3 separate regions of the Homo sapiens genome follow, and all the other regions are linked to region 2. A link is a loop called in an ENCODE intact Hi-C map of the cell type or tissue named here. Cell type or tissue: MCF 10A. All regions are shown on one strand. Links, peaks and the distances in the headings refer to the core of each region. The heading gives the core; the rest is flanking DNA. Region 1 overlaps KCNH5 (potassium voltage-gated channel subfamily H member 5). Region 2 has its middle 350 kb from the start of KCNH5. Region 3 has its middle 40 kb from the start of LINC00644.

Evidence for each region. A loop is a pair of places that touch in the nucleus more often than their neighbours do. Peaks named below come from ENCODE experiments on the same cell type or tissue, not always from the same donor. Only the 100,000 strongest peaks of a DNase experiment are listed, where the experiment ranks them.
Region 1: it touches region 2 in a loop (3-fold over the local background); 3 of 110 quality-filtered maps call a loop at or near these places.
Region 3: it touches region 2 in a loop (5-fold over the local background); 3 of 110 quality-filtered maps call a loop at or near these places.

The regions. Positions count from the first base shown.
Region 1 is chr14:63,037,576-63,043,345 of GRCh38, forward strand. The region is part of intron 1 of KCNH5 (potassium voltage-gated channel subfamily H member 5); the gene reads right to left. Among named protein-coding and RNA genes, the nearest start is that of KCNH5, 5.0 kb to the right of the region's middle. In MCF 10A, for the core only: a CTCF peak has its summit at 2,393 (motif pointing left); a DNase peak (open chromatin) is centred at 2,436.
Region 2 is chr14:62,689,648-62,695,417 of GRCh38, forward strand. No RefSeq gene overlaps it. Among named protein-coding and RNA genes, the nearest start is that of KCNH5, 350 kb to the right of the region's middle. RefSeq lists an enhancer at 2,524-2,818 and a silencer at 2,524-2,818. In MCF 10A, for the core only: no CTCF peak of the experiment used is centred there; DNase peaks (open chromatin) are centred at 2,754 and 4,594.
Region 3 is chr14:62,177,195-62,182,964 of GRCh38, forward strand. No RefSeq gene overlaps it. Among named protein-coding and RNA genes, the nearest start is that of LINC00644, 40 kb to the left of the region's middle. In MCF 10A, for the core only: a CTCF peak has its summit at 2,378 (motif pointing right); a DNase peak (open chromatin) is centred at 2,367.

The DNA of each region.
Region 1 (5,770 bases), core at 258-5,257, 350 kb after region 2:
TAATTTTCCCCCAAATTTAAAAAATAAAAATAAATGCCAGCAGACCAAAAAGGGCTTACAGAAAAGATCAGGACAAAGGTTAACTTTTCCCCTCAATCCAAGTGAGTTGTTCGATTTTTAGTTAGATATGGCAACCTGAGGCTGGCCCTGCAGTCTCTAAAAATCTAAAACTCATTTTCCTCTTCTGCTGCATACTGCACAGGGCTGTAAGCTGCTCCCCAAGGCAAAACTCACTCAGAAGGTACTTAAGCAGGTAAGGATTGATTCCCAGGGATAAAACTCACCATCAATAACTGCTAACTGCAAAGTTGTTAAAATAATTTAGTTAGAATCTACAAATTTTTAAGCAGTTCTTTCTGGTATTAAATAGTCCAGCTTTCAAGCTCTTGACAACTGAAACAAAAATGGTAGAAAATATTTCAGCCGCACCTCAATTTGGAATAGGAAGTGAACATGGGATCCATTTCATATTCCTTTCTCATCCTCTCAGAAGTACCATCTGATTTGCCCTATGCAGTGTGGTTTCTGTTTTCAGATATATGCATTGATTAACTAAATAGTTTAAACTATGTAATTACTTATTCAAGCTCACTTAATAGATTTAATCAGCATTGGCTTGGGGAAAGAATTAATTATGGTCTTGGTTACTTTAGGAGACAAAAATCAAAAAAGCATTTATTCAACGAATACTTACTGCTATGTGCTCTGCACAGTGGAGGACATAAAAGTCTTTTTAAGATATGACCCATATCCTCAGGGAGCTTAGTTCATATACCAAAATTTTCATGACTTCCCAATTATATGTCCTTATATCTACAAGCTGTTATGATTATGCACATAAGCTCAGATCTCAAATTGCGTATCTTTTGAGATCCATATGACTTTGTACTTAATAGTTATATTTCTGTAATGGGACCAGACCCAAAGAGAGAGGGAAATCTATTTTCAATAAAATTTCCAATAGCTTTCTAACCACACTTTCTTTCTAAATTACTGTGCTCATTAATTTTCCTCTTTTTTCTTTTGTCAACCTAATATATCACAAAACTACTATCTAGAATGTATATAAATATGTCTCTTTACTAGGTAATAGTATCCACATATAACCAAACACTAAAATGATGTCTAAAATACACACTGATCTATGTGACAATAGTTATTACTGCCTCCATTTGATCAAATATATTTCAAGACTCAGCCTTTCTAATATATTAGTTTCTATATTATATAAAATAGGAATATTTAAATGATTCTTTTTAATTATCTTTAAATGATGAAAAGGACTCATGTCATGTATTATAAAGCTAGACTATTTAGTGGAAAATGCTGAGGATTTTTTTACATTCTGCTTTGCTATTGGTAAAGGAATTTGTTTCATAAATGTCCATTTTCTAGAATACTTTCTAGAACACTACTTTCTTTGACCTCAATTTCCACAACAATAATTGCCACTGGTTTTGGATTGTGATTTGTTATCCATGTTTATCTGATTCACAACACGTCTCTTGTATTTATAAAAGTACTTTAAGACATGTTTCAATTTTTCCCATTAAAACCAAAATTGTGTGGAACATTTCAAAGTATCTCTTGCTATATGGTTTCTAACCCACCAAAAAGAAAAAAGAATTGCCTTAAACCAAAATTCAGATTTACTGACTAAGAGGAAACAAAACCTCTTAAAACAGTCTACTCCCAATCCTGTCTTTTGGAGTTTAATAATTTAAAAAACTTTGAAAATATTATTTAATAATTTTAAACAATTTAGCTCTGTATTTAATTTTTAAAATTTGGGTAAAAATAAAATACTAGGATTACATAACATCCTGAGGAAGTAACTATAAATCTGTAAACTATCTTTTGATAAAATTAAAGCACTGTTATGAACTGATTCTACTTCACCAATTCAATATAAATTATATAAAGATGTCTCATAGAGAAAAAATCTGTTGAAGTGGCTCAATATGAAGCATTATGTACAGGTCATTTTTCTGCAAGACTTTATATTTCATATACTGTATGTATATGAAATGCTGAAATTGCGTATTACCATAAAATTTTATCTGCTAAAGAAAATGCTCTATTAGTCTAAAATGTATTTAAATCCATCTCTTTACAGAAACAATTTTTATCAGTATCACTTTCGTGTAGTTATAAAATGTTGATCACTGTCAACTAAAATAAATTCTAATAATTAATATAATACATACCTTTTTTCATTTAACTTTCCTGCATGTCTTACATTTTAGATATTTTCTTCCAAGAGCACCAACTAACTACATTGACTCCCTCCCAGTCAAATTTGGGGGGTGGCAAGCAAGGTGGGGGAAGGGGGAGGTGGGAGAACAGAAAAAGAGAAAAATATTAACTACTTGGTTCACCTGTGACAGAACCCAGAGTGACCTCTTGTGGTAAATACTAACTACAGTACTTTGGTGAACAGCACAACCTTTTCCTAGGCTACACTCTGGAGAATGCAGAAGCATTGTTCCTCCAAGCTAAGAAACTCGGCTGTGACTCACAAGGAAAGAAAAAGATAAACACTGACTAAACTAAAGGGCTTCTTTAGGAAATCTACTCAGTCGCTATCAATTAAAATAATCATAACTACGCCCTTCTATTAAAAATAATGTTTATATGATCCTTTTAGTAAGTCAGTTACAAGGTGCCTAGGTAGATGGATGTCTTACACATCCTACTTCTGGAATCAAGCAAAAGATAAACAAAGAGGGCAATTTCTAGTGAAGATAACAGTATCTTAGAATAAGCATCCCTCTATCAGCAATGTGCTGCATTCATTATATAACACAGTGTGGGAATCTAATGCAAGGGACAATCTTGTGGCTTATGTATAAATATAATTTAGGAAGTGGTCAGTATAATTTCAACCTCTTTGATATTTTAAATGTTAAAGTGGTACATTATAAGACCTGAGTAAACCAGTGCTTCAAAAACACTGTGTGGTTTTATCAGTATTTCCTGAATAGTGTCTTAGATATTAAAGAAAACCTTTCAAGAAAAAATGTCAATAACTTTATAACAACAACAACCAAAATAATGTCCATTTGTTTTCCATTATTTCTTTTAAATTGGCTAATTGTAAAAGTTATTATTCCTTTTTTGTTTTGTTTACAGATCACTAGTTCTGCTTCCTCTCTTATAGGTTTCTTTTAAGACCTCAGTTTGTACAAATGTCAATTCAGCATGAAAATAATTTTGGACTTTTCTACAAGTAAGAGATAGCTGAGTAAAAAAAGTGCTTGTGCAACCAGCTATCTCAAGCAGAATGAAAAATTGAGGATACTGAGTTTCTTCTCTTGAAAGGTAAGTGGTTCATAAAATACTACCTTCTCTGTTTTCTTCTTTCCTGAACCCCTTTTTTCCCCAAAAAGAAAAACACTTCTAGTTTTCCACAAAACTAAAATAAACTTCCAATTTGTCATAAAGCTTAAAATATTAAATAATAATAATTTCTAGTTAAAAGGTATTAATTTGTAGTTAAAATTTTCAAAATAGCAACCTAGCTTACTGTCACTCAAACTAATCATGTCTGCCTATTTGCTAAGGAATTGAAGACAACATATGAGTAAAATGTGCTGCCCAAAGACAAAATCAGGTTGAAGGTCTTTGAAATATTTTTTGTCTTTTGAATCTAAATTTTAACCTAAAAGTCCTAAAAACAGTTACTTTCTTCCAGATACTTAACCTCTACCCACAAGTTTATTGCTCCCTAGAGCCCAATTTAGATTAATAGTTTGCATAAATAATTGAAATTTAAATAAAGGAAGGTATCCTAATAATGTTCTAGACACAAATCTAGTCTGTAAGCCCTTGAGGCAGGGGCCTTCTGGGAGACATTGCTCAGCTGTAATGAACTCACCACATAGTCCTCTAAACCTTCCCTTACTAATGGCTTATTTTGATCGTACTAGCCAAAAGTTTGTCTAAGCCGTCCTATAGCATTTATACTTTAAACTTTACAACTTCTTAGAGTAATAATGTTCTCTATATTTACTAGAATCACATGCTAAGAATTATTATAATTCCTTTTGTCTAGAAATGATCTTATCTTTTATCTTTAAACTAAAAAGAATTCCTTGCTTCTTTTGAGATTTGGCTATAAAGGGTGTGTGTATCCATCCTACTCAATGGCCCTCATTATTTTATTTTATAGACTTTGAATCACCAGTAACAACTTGCAATGCTCGCTTATAACAGACTGAGTCAACTAAATAAGGAAAATAAAAATCCAGTCTCAAGAGGTGTGAAATAATAGCATAGGTTATAGTTGCCACTCTGGAGTACAGAATACAGTGCTGGTATTCTGGGAAACTGCATCTGAGGAGTTTGGAACTTTATTAAGAAATCCTCAGGTATAAAATTGATATTCAAATATGCCACACTTCTTGCTTTTTTGTTTCACATCATCAAAAAAATGTTCTGGTAAATTTGTAACTGGCTGAGATTTCAGTTCATTGGTGATACCCATGGACAAATAAATGTCTGACATTTTCTCTTTGTGTCCATTTCCCTTGCATGTCCCATAATCTCTCTCTCTCTCTCTCCCACCCCACCCCTTTCTCTCTGCTCTGTGTGTTTTGTTTTGTTTTGTTTCCTACATCTCTGTTTTGCTCCTTGTGTGCAAGACAGAGAAAAAGAGTTAGATTGCTTCCTCTCTGTCTGTAGGGTGGTGGACACACTTTACAGACAAATCCTAAAAAAGAAGAAGTAGGATATTCCTCTTTTCAGTTTTCTGGGTGGATGCCTGACCAGCTGAGTGTTTACCTATGTGACTGTGTATTATCTGGGTATCTCTCTATATCTATGTCTATGTTTGGCTGACTCTCACTGTAAGATCTGACCTTTTCATAAGAAGAAAATGGTATTGTATCAGAAAGAGCTTTTCTTGGGGTTCAGGTAAAAAGACAAGGCCAGCCTCTGTTTCTTCAATTGTTAAATAGATTGGGAGTGCTGGGTGCTATTCTTTCTCTTCCTGCTAAACCTCTGCCAACACTTCACTTTCAATGTTGTTAAGTTAGTGAATAATGAAACCTTCAAAGTGACAAACCTGATCCATCTGTGAGAATCCTGAAGGGAATTTTCTATTAGTCTCAATTAAACAATTTCTCAGGATAAATTTTTCTATTTCTCTGCCAAATCATATAGAAATGACAACTGCGGGATATTCCCCCGTGAATGTGTAGACCAATTTAATACCATAATTCTCAATTTCTGAGGTTCTGCCTATAAAAGAGGTACTGAGACTTTTCAGTATTTATCACACACACCTGCATATATACTCACTACAACTATCTAACACACTTCAAACAGTTCAGGGTCTTTGAGTAGTGGTATTCAAAGTTAGCCATAGGCGATTAGAGGTGGCATTTAAGTGCCAAAACAGATAAATTTTCATTTTCACTTGGTATTGTCCAGGAAAGAAACATTTAACCAATGAAACGATTATGAACATGAAGTGTAAAAAAGATAAAATACTCATTAATTTGAGTGGTAGATACAAAATGGAGGCAACAGAAACAGACATTTCTAAGCCACCTAAGGTAAATCTTTATTTCATAGTATATCTACAATTTTTAAAAATTCAAAAAACTATCTCATAGTTTCATAGTCTGCATAAGAAGCTTCAACCACAGTTGCTATATTAATAAAGTTTAGTCAAGGGATTCTCATGTTCTTTCTCTTTATAAAGCAGAGCAATCGTAACCCTGCAGATTTTATGTTTTAAGGCCTTCTCTGAAAAGTTCTCTCATAG
Region 2 (5,770 bases), core at 320-5,319:
GGAAAACTAAAATGATATAGTTGTATATTGGTAATTCCACATATTCTAAAATGTTATTAGCATCATACCAGAATATACAGTAGTGATCTCTTCATTTTAACCTTTGAACCAAAAGGAACAAATCTGAAGAAACCTGAAAATACTGAGTAGAAGGTAGTCTCTCTAAGAGTCAGACAGTGAGGTATTAAGATATTCATTCACCATTTTATGATGTTGACATTTAACAATGTTAAGATAACATTCAACATTTGTTTAGTCAACAATGACTGATTACATTCTACACATGTGGCTCTTTGTTAGATCCTGGAGAAACAAGGGTATCCAGGAAATGTGGCCTTGGCCTTCACAGAATCAGCTTACGGGATCAGTAGAGTGAGAATGGGATTTAATTTTGTAAATTAGTGGGAGCCCAATCTGCACTTTACAGGCACAGAACCAGTGTATTTAGAAGCAGTATAGTCTGAGGTCCTAGAATTGTGAAACACTTTTCAATGGGCATCTTCTTTCAAAGCTTCACCGTGGCTTGAGGTGTTGCAGGGAAATGTAAGCCAAAAGACTTGGTTTGGAGAGATATTGAATCTCTCCAACTGTGAACAATTCTGCTTTGCTTGGAATAGTTCATGCTCTTTCACATCAAGTCATTCTGGAAAAATGACCATTAGCCAACAAGTCAAAAGAAAAATAATAGTATACTTTCCTCAACTTTTCCAGAATGAGTTTACAACACAAAGCAACAAAGACTTTTAAATTCCATGTTATTATAATTCTTAAGCTTGTGAAACAAACTATAATTTTTTAAAACAGAATATTATTGTATAGCCATATCACCTGCTTTACAGGATTTTTCACCAGAAAAATCTTCTTATTTTAGTTTAACTTAAAAAACAATGCACCAAAGAAAAGCAAAGCCTGCTGGAGAAACTAATGGATAGAACCCTGACTAAATAACTTTTCCATGAAATAAAGGGTCTGACTGAGAGCTTGAAAAGTAAACCAGCCCAAGATACTGAGTTGCCTGAATTGCAAGGAATAGATCTTGCCTAGATGTGCAACTATAATTTTTAAGGTGCTTTACTTTTAAAGATTTTTATAGTTTAATCTAGCATTTATTACCTGCATGAATGGATGAATACTAGACAACTATAAGAACAGTTCAGAATAGGAATGCAAAATTCCTCCTGAATTCTTTTCAAAATCAGCTTTTGAGATTAATAAAATCTCAAATCTCTCATTGGGATAAATAAAATCTTTTGAGATTAAAATCTTTGGCACCAAACTGCTTTGCAGCACCTATTAAGAAATAGTGTAAATGGGTTCCTTGAAATAGTCAGACATATTAAGCAGTGAAGGAAGCTTTGTAATTTCAAGCAATACCTCCCAAAAGTGCTAATGCCTCTGATCCCCCTTCCCAATAATTCACTAAAATATCTGAGAAGTGCCTAGTCTTATAGCTCAGAAATCAATTAATTGTCAACCTATTGGGACTGAAAAATAGTGGCAACGAGAGGCAAAAAGAAGGTGAGAGATGTAAACATTGTCTCAATACAATATATTCCAATACACCTTTCACCAAAGAAGATGATATAGAAAGGGCACAAATAAAGATGCTTAAGATCATTAATCATCAGGAAAATACACATTTAAACCACAGGAGATACCACTATAGACCCACTAAAATGTAACTAATCAGAAAGGCTGATAATACTACGTGTTAGCAAGGATGCGGAGAAACTGGAACCATCGTATGTGTTGTTAGAAGGAATGTGAAATAGTACAGTCACTTGAGAAAATAGTTTGGTATTTTCTTTAAAACTTAAACACACATCTACCAAAGGTCCCAGTAATTTTACTCCTACATATCCGCCCATGGCAAATGAAAACATATACCTACACAGGCATTATTTATAAAGCAAAAAAAAAAAATTAGAAATAATCTAAATGTCTATCAATTGGTAACTAGACAAAGTGGGGTATAACTGTGTATTGAAATACTCAGCAATAAAAATGAACTGCTGACACATTCAACAACATGGATTTACTTCCAAAGCATGGTTTAAGAGAAAGAAGTTTGGCACCAAAGCCTGTGTATTGTATGATTCTATTTAAGTGAAAGGTCTGTTAATGGCAAATCTAAGGAAAGAGAAAGCACAAGAGGACTGCCTGAGGCTTGGGAGGGTAGCGAGGACTGACAATGGGCATGAGGGACCAGCTTGGGGTAACAGAAACATTCTAGAACTGGATCATGGTGATGGTTGCACACCTATATGAATTTACTAAACCCATAGTATTATAGATTTATAGTGAATAAATGTATGCTAGTTAAACTATAATAAAGTTATTAATTAAGAAGCAATAAAGTTTCACAATGAAACTTCTCCAATAGATCTCACTGGTGCCAATGTACAAATACCAGACATAATTCATTTGTAAACAAAGTGTGGCTCACTGTCAGGACTAAGGGAAGCAAGATTCCTAGAGTCTAGAAATATCACCTAATTCTCAAAGAAATAAGAGTGGTGGCTATCAAGTTAAGATGATTACTTGCCTCATAAGCTTATTTCATTTACATGAATGAGGTGTATGTGTGTGTAATTATGTAGAAGCCATCACATTCAGTCAGATCTGCAATAATAGTGGTAATGGAAACATAAACCTAAGCAGGATTCTCAATGAGTTTTTGCACTGACGTGCACAGGCAAGCCCATATCTCTGCCTCTAAGCACATACTCTCTTTCCAAAGGTTGTGTAATGAGTGAGTCAGAGCTGTGTACACATAAGAAAGGAAAGAGGGCAAGGCAGGGCAGGAATTCAGCTCAATGAAGCCGCGGAGCCTCCATTTAAAAATGATACTAATGAGCCCACAGAAGACATTTTTACCAACATTTGTTAGATCCCCTACAATTTAAGCTATAATAAACTGGATAGTATCAAAACTAGGCTCATTTATAACTTGACAGACAGTTAAAAGAGTTATTTGATTGTTGAGCAGATTCTTCTTCCAAAATAAAAACTAATCCATTTTTTAAATTACAAATTTCACATGAAAGAAGCTAGTATCTGTGTATGAATACTTAAATATCAAATGAAAAAGACACAAATGTTCTGTAAAGTCTATTCTGAACTGAAAGTTATAGCATTGGACTGGGAATTTTTGCTTTGTCATGGCAGAATATGGTTCTGCTCTATTCAGACAGGCACAAAGGGACTGTGGGATGTAGAGATTATATACAGACTGAAAGGATGAGCATGGATCTGCCGTGCCCTAACCCCCAGCCTCTACTGTGGTGCTTTGCACTATTTCTAGGAATGTTCTCATGAGTTACTTTCTGAATAAGCCAACTTCTGACTGTGGCTGAATTGTGGGTCAAATCATTCACATAATGGTTTGTGTAATTTGAAAAGAGCAAGCAGCATGCCGTGTGGTCTAAATCAGGGAATCTCAACCTCAGCACTTTGGGCATTTGGGATGGGATAATACCTTCATTATGAGAGTTATTCTATTCATTGTAGGATGTTTAGCAGCATCACTTGTCCCTATCAACTAGATGCCAGAAGCACTGTCGCCCTAATTAGACAACCCAAAACACTCCCACAAATTGCCAACTATCCCCTAAGAGCAACACTGGCCCCAGTTGAGAACTACTGATCTACACGATCATTTCAAACTCTTTGGAGTAGTGAAAAGATTGTATAGAAACTTTGAAAAAGTATCATTTCCTTCACTGTTGAACTGTCCAGATAACTGTAAAGCTATTGATACCTTGAAAATGCAAAGTATCTTGAAAAGTGAAGACATTTGCAAAAAGCAAAGTGTCATTATTTCACTTTTATTGCATCAACGAACTCCACCATTAAGAACGGTGAAAGAGGAAAACACATTTGATCTAAGCATTCAAACTGGATTTAAAAAGAGATTCATTTTTACTACCTGGCTGATGCAGGTCCAAGCTAAACCAATCACCTTTATTATGAAATCACAGCAAAAGACAAAATCCAAAATTTATACACAGAGTATCACCACGTTTGACTACAAAGCCTTATGATATACAGAGACCCTCACTTAATTAAACCATCAAAGTGAGAACAGCCATAATGTGCTAATTTTTGTTGAGCAGTATTAGTTGATGGACACTAAAATTCTCCTGAATAAAGTGAATTATCATTCTGTTCTAGTGGCCTCCTGTTCACCCCGTCGGTGAGGGAGGAGTCCCCCACCCTAAATAATACAAGATGGCCAAACACCAAACCCTGGGCAGATGAAATAGCAATTTGTTGGTCACATATACTCACAGCCCAGAGGAGAAGAACATCCCATACCATGTAGGGCCACACTGGGGTTGGACTCAGAACAATCAGAGGCCATGGTGAGGCACACTTTGTAGTAACAAGGGGGTGAGATAACCCCTGGTTCCCACAGGAGGATGTGATTGGATTGTTTGAAGAAATTTGTTGGATGGCAAGAAAATGAAAGCCTGTTAGGTTGCAGACTGGTGGAGTGCAGCTGGTCTGACTAATAGGGAAACTAGCCAGGTGGAAGCCTTTTTCACTGGGGGTCAAGGGGACACATCTAGCAAGAACAAGGGAACTTATGGTTAGGTCTTTGGGGCCCGGTGACGCACAAACATATCAAGGCATCACATGGTGTTCTAGGCCACATAATACACATTGTCAGGGAGTTGGAAGTGTTTTATGATGTCTCACTCATTTTGAATGCAAAGAGAATACCAAGTGATAGATATATCCTCCTGCATGACTTAGCTGTACTGAAGCTTTTCAAAACAGGAGTGAGTCTTAAAGAAATAGACTTGAACTACTCTAAGCATTCTTTCAAGACTTTTAATAGTAGTAGCTATACTGGGTATAGTGCACACTTCTAAACACTGTAGGGAGCTATTAAACAAGAAGGGACACAGCCCTTTTCCTTTTTTTTTTTTTTTTTTTGAGACAGAGTTTCGTTCTTGTTCCCAGGCTGGAGTGCAATGGCGCAATCTCGGCTCACTGCAACCTCCGCCTCCCGGGTTCAGGGGATTCTCCTGCCTCAGCCTCCTGAGTAGCTGGGATTACAGGCACCCACCACAACGCCTGGCTAATTTTTGTATTTTTAGTAGAGATGGGGTTTCGCCATGTTGGCCAGGCTGGTCTCGAACTCCCGACCTCAGGTGATCCGCCCACCTCAGCCTCCCAAAGTGCTGGGATTACAGGCGTGAGCCACCGCTCCTGGCCACAGCCCTTTTCCTTAAGTAGCTCATGTATACATGACCATAGTGTCCTGCACAGATATCAATGCTCCTGTGGGACTTTTCCACATAGGTCATCATGCAAAGGAGAAACTAAGTGGATGCCATGAATTGTAATACTCCATATCTGTAAATAGAACATACACGAAGGGGAACCCTAGCATTTTTCCTATGTTAGGAACTTCAGCACAAGGCTAAACCCTGGAATTCTGTAATCAGATTACAAATCCTCCAAAAAATAATTTTAACATTTATTTCTATAGGTCCTGATGTAAAAACCAAGGGCCTAATGCAGGTCTGAGAGTCACTTTGAGGCAAATAAGAGCTGAAAGTCAGAGACCTGAGTTTGAAAACATTTTCTGATACTTTCTAGCTATGTGAGGTTACAAGGGGTTATCACCCAGAGCCTATGGGCTTATTTCTCTAACGAGGTTGTTAGAAGCATTATATGTGAGGGTGTCTGAGACTGAAAAATAGTAGATATTTCTACTTATCCAAACATCCGTATACAACACGCAAAATTATAAGAATCT
Region 3 (5,770 bases), core at 474-5,473, 510 kb before region 2:
CAAAAAGAACAAAGCTGGAGGCATCATGCTACCCAACTTCAAACTATACTGCAGGGCTACAGTAACCAAAACAGCATGGTACTGGTACAAAAACAGACACATTGACCAATGAAACAGAATAGAGAACCCAGAAATAAGGCCACACACCTACAACCATCTGATCTTCAACAAACCTGACAGAAAAAAGTAATGGGGAAAGGATTCCCTATTCAATAAATAGTGCTGGGAGAACTGGCTGGCCATATGCAAAAAGTTGAAGCTGGACCCCTTCCTTATATCATATACAAAAGTTAACTTAAGATGGGTTAAAGACTTAAAACTATGAAAACCCTGGAAGGCGACCTAGACAATACCCTTCAGGGCATAGGCACAAATAAAGATTTTATGACAAAAGATGCCAAGAGCAAATGCTACAAAAGCAAAAGTTGACAAATGGAATCTAATTAAACTAAAGAGCTGCTGCACAGCAAAAGAAACTATCAACAGAGTAAACAACCTACAGAATGGGAGAAAAATTTTGCAAACTATACACCTGATAAAGGTCTAATATCCAGCATCTATAAGGAACTTAAATTTACAGGAAAAAACAACCCCATTAATAAGTGGGCAAAGGACACTTTGAAGAACAGACATTTCTCAAGACATACATGCAGCCAACAATCACCTGAAAAAAAAAACTCAACATCACTGATCATTAGAGAAATGCAAATCAAAACTACAATGAAATATAATTTTACAACAGTCAGGATGACTACTAAAAAGCCAAAAAAATAACAAATGCTGGTGAGGTTGTGGAGAAAAATACTTTTACACTTTTGGAGGGAGTGTAAATTGGTTCAACCATTGTGGAAGACAGGGTGGCAATTCCTCAAAGACCTAAAGATAGAAATACCATTTGACCCAGAAATCCCATTACTGGATATATACCCAAAGGAATATAAATCATTCGATTATAAAGACACATGTATGTGTATGTTTATTGCAGCATGATTCACAATAGGAAAGACATGGAATTAACCTAAATGCCCATCAATGATAGACTGGATAAAGAAAACATGGGACATATACACCATGGAATACTCTGCAGCCATAAAATGAGATCATGTTCTTTCCAGGAACATAGATGGAGCTGGAGGCCATCGTATTAGTCCATTCTCTTGCTGCTATAAAGAACTGCCCAAGACTGGGTAATTTATAAAGGAAGAGGTTTAATTGACTTACAGTTCCACATGGCTAGGGAGACCTCCCATGTGGGGAGGAAACTTACGATCATAGCAGAAGGGGAAGCAAACATGTTCTTCACATTGCAGTAGGAAGGAGAATGAGAGCTAAGCAAAGAAGGAAGCCCTTTATAAAACCATCAGATCTTGTGAGAATTTACTATCATGAGAATAGCATGGGGGAACCACCCACATGATTCAGTTACCTCCCACCGAGTCCCTCCCATGACACATGGGGATTATGGGAACTATAAGATGAGACTTGGGTGAGGACACAGCCAAACCGTATCAGCCATTATCCTTAGCAATCTAACACAGGAACAGGAAACCAAATACTGCATGTTCTCACTTATAAGTGGGAGCTAAATGATGAGAACACATGGACACAAAGAGGGGACGAACACACACTGGGGCCTGTCAGAGCATGAAGGGTGAGAGGAGGGAGAGGATCAGAAAAAATAATGGAGAGTATGCTTAATACCTGGGTGATGAAATAATCTGTACAACAAACCCCCATGACACATGGTTGCCTATGTTGACAAACCTGCACATCCTGCATATGTACCCCTGAATTTAAAAGTTAAAGGACTATAATGAGAAAAAAATCAATGTCCCTGTCCTAATCTGATACCACTGGGTCCCTGGATATGACAGAAACAAAGACAAAAGGCTAGGGATCATGAGGAAAGGGTGAAGATAACCCCTACTTCATAGATTTCTCTAGGACCAGCTCCTGTGTACCACATTCATCGATTTCTAATGAAAATGAAAGAAAAATTACTAGAACGTGCATCTTCCTTGGGTAGCTAATAATCATTTTGACACATCACAAGGTAAACTCTTTTTTTGGAAGATGCAAAGATATTTTAGACAATATCTCTGCCCTCAACTTCTCATTGCCCTGCTCTCTGTCCTCTCATGACATAGATTTAAATTCAGCACGGGCAGGAGTCTCATCTCAATCATCTTTTTATCTCCTTCCCTAGATTAGGGTGCAGAAGGTTCACAATAAATGCTTGTGAAATACATGCTTGATGGCCCCGTGGTTCAGCTCTGGTATGAGTAAGTTGGAGTCTGGGTTCCTGGAGATGTCCCAAAGCACCAAATGCCTCAAGCCCAGCTGCTGTCATCTTGTTAGCAAGGATGAATATGCAACAGCAGGTGGCAGCAAACCTTTGCATTTGCTCTTCTCTTGGTAGCAATAAGTGTCTCAGCCAAATTGTGTTATGGCTCACAGGTGTCCTGCTTTTTCCACTTGGTGCCTTTTGGATCTAGTTTGCTGAGAAATGCAGCTCCACGAACAATATCCTCAGCACCTCTTTCAGAATAAACTAGATTTCAGTAGAAGGAGTTCAATTTGAATTAAAGTGAGCCAACCTGCCTTGCCAGCTGTTGCCCTTGCAGACTCTGTGTGCCAGTAACGGCAGCCACCTGGGGAGATGCCCTTCCTGGGAAAGCGCTGCTGCTGCAGTTGTGCCCTTTGCCTCAGCAGTCCATTAAAAACTGTTTTGCAGAGAAGGCGACTGGGAGGTATGACAGGTTGATTATACATTGAGGTGGACTAGGATAGCCTATCTTATGTCTGATAGGCCAACACATTTAGCAATAGTGTCCCCTTACACTCTCAAAGTGTTCTTGCTTGGGTGGAGGCTAAGTTGTATGGTCATGAGTGGCTCATGTTTCCATCTGGGTCCTCAGCTGTGTAAGAAGGGAATTGAAAGGAATCTGAAGCAATTGCCTTGATGAGTATCTGAGATTTGAGAGGTGAGAGGTAGAAGGAGGAAGTGGGATTCATGGAGGAGAACTTTGGGGCTTGGGTAAACTCTTTTTCTTCCCTTGTCTTCTGAAGCTGGATGGCTTTGTGGCCAAGTTGCAAAGGAAGTGGTACATTTATCCAGTCCTCCAACAGGCTCCACAGACTTTCTTGTCCTTCTGAAGACATCCTAGGTATCATACTTCACATCTACAGGAATGTGCTTTCTAATGGGCAGCATTTGGCCACTAGGTAGCTTTTAGGCAAGGGCCCTGCTGAACCTAATTAGAACACACAGAAAATTCCCATGGTAAATTGACATTAGACAGTGAAGGTGGGCAGCAGTGTGTGTGTGGGTGGGGGTGGTCGGGGGCAGGGTCATAGGGATGAGGATCTAGTTTTGGCAGGAACTTGAGCTAGCTTCAGGACCCCAACAAAACCCAGTTGTACGTGGTGGGTGATGCTCTAAGAGGTGGTGTAGCATAGTGGGTAATATGGTCCACTTCGAAGGTAGAAAAGAGTAAGCTGGCTTCAGACTCTGCCATTTCTTCATTGCATGAACATGGGTAAACACTCAATTCCTCAGGGTCCTCATTTCTAAAATGGGTCTAGTAACGCCCACACTCACAGTACATACTCTACACATGGTAAATCATGAATAAATTGTTATAGATGATTTCATAGGAAAACTGAAATAATCTGTGGTTATTTTTCTGCATATGTAAAATTAAGGGTCTTTATACTTACTTATTTTAGTTTTTGATGAAGACACATTACAGTTATTTTCATAATTAATGTTAAAGAGAAATAGTTCTAAACCTAGGAATTAAAACTTGGACATTGGCCTTGGCTCTGGCATTAACTAATTATATCACCTTTTACAGGTTGCTTAACTTCTGCAGGCTTTACTCCTTTATGCAGGTGAGAAGTATAGGGCCTGATGCTTGCTTCTGTGCCTTTGACACTAACAGCCTTAGATTTCCCAAGATTTGCCTTTACACAGTGTAATGCAGTGCTCTATCCCCTACATTGGCTGGCTGGTTGAGTCTATTAGAGGCTGAGGTTTGAAAGGCTGGGGTCATAGGCTTGATTCCACAATGGCCTAGTTAGTTGTGTTTCAAGGTTGTTTCAAGTCATCTCTCTGACCTCAGCCATATGTTCTGTGAGCACAAAGAAGGACACTTTCACAAATATGGGGTATTCAACCATGCCATCATGACTACTACAAGGGGACAAAAAGATGAAGGGGTCACCTACGCTGAAGGTCAATCAAATTGCCCAGGTGTGAAAAGAACAGTATCATCTTCCAGGGATCCTTTACCATGGTGGTCACCTCCTGCTAATTACTGCCTGTTTTATAACAATTTGCTAAAATAAGTCATATGGAAATTTGATTAAATTTTAGGATCTTAAATTGCCTTAAAATAATTCTTTCATTAATGGCAAGGTACTTGTTGGAAGAAACAAAACACATCAGAAACAAGATTTATGACCACTTAAGAAATCTGTTAAAATTTTTTTTTTTAATGGACTCCAGCTCTTGGTGCTATTTGCATGCTATTGGAATGCAGAGATGGTGAATCAGAGCCTAAATCCGGGCTCCGAGCAGATCGAGGTGGGAGAGCTTTTAACTAGAATTAGAACCTTCTCTTCTAAGAGACTTTCTGCAGGCAGGAAGTCATTTGCCCAGGGTATTGGTTCTCCTGCTGTGGTGTTGGTGAGAGTCCTTTAGGGCTCTGCAAGAGGGACCTTAACTTGTGTAGTTAATGAGCCAAAGGCCTTCTGCCTGACAATGTTTTCTGAAGATCTATCTTCCTCTGAATGCAGCAGTTTTCCTCTCTTTAATAAGGATGATCTGATTTACAAAACAACAAAAAAACAGTAAATCAAGACCAAAAGGTAAGACACTCTGCCCTCAGGATTAATGAACCCAAAGGCTGGTGTCCATACAGATCCTTCTGATCCTAATATCCTACAGTAGAAGATAGAGCAGCCTCCATGTTTGGGACAATATTTTTATTATGTGTTAACATCAAATCTGTAGAAGCTCCAAGCTCTGAAAAGATTATACCCACTCCTTGTCATGTAATTTAAAATAATAGAAGAATTTTCTAAACCAAAAAGTTAAAAGTTAAACAAGATAAACAGTTATGACTTTCTGATTATTTTGATAATTTTTTTGTAATGCCACATATCAAATTACTTAAATAATTACTTTCATTATTGTCCTCTTCCCCTTTTGTGCCCCTGCATTGCTGGTACAGTGCTGGTGGTTGTTTTCACCTGTTCCTTGTGTGACAGCACTTCCCACCCCCAGAGAGGTATTTTTTCAAATGTGGTTCTGGGGGTCCCTTGAGTTAGATCATGTGCAGGGCATAGTAAATGAACATTCCAGGGGACCTCAGGTTCATTTCAGATCGAACTCATCAGAATCTCTGGAGTTGAAGTTAGCTGATTAATGAGCTCCCCAGGTGATGGATGTACAAAAATAAAGCTTATGAAGCACACTTAGAATGTTCTAGTGCAGATACTCTATGGCTCTTATAATCACTGAGGAGCATCTTCAAAAACAGGACCACTCATAGTTTCTGCTGATTCATATGTACTGGGAGAGACCTCTGGGATGTCTAGATGAGAAAAGCTCCATTGCAATTTTATTGAGAATCATACACTAGACCAGTAGAGTTCAACAAAAACATAATGTCAATCGCACCTATATTGTACAGTTTTCTGGTAAATACATTTAAAAAGTGAAGTGCAACAAGTAAAATTACTTTTTAAAATATTTTAACTTTAA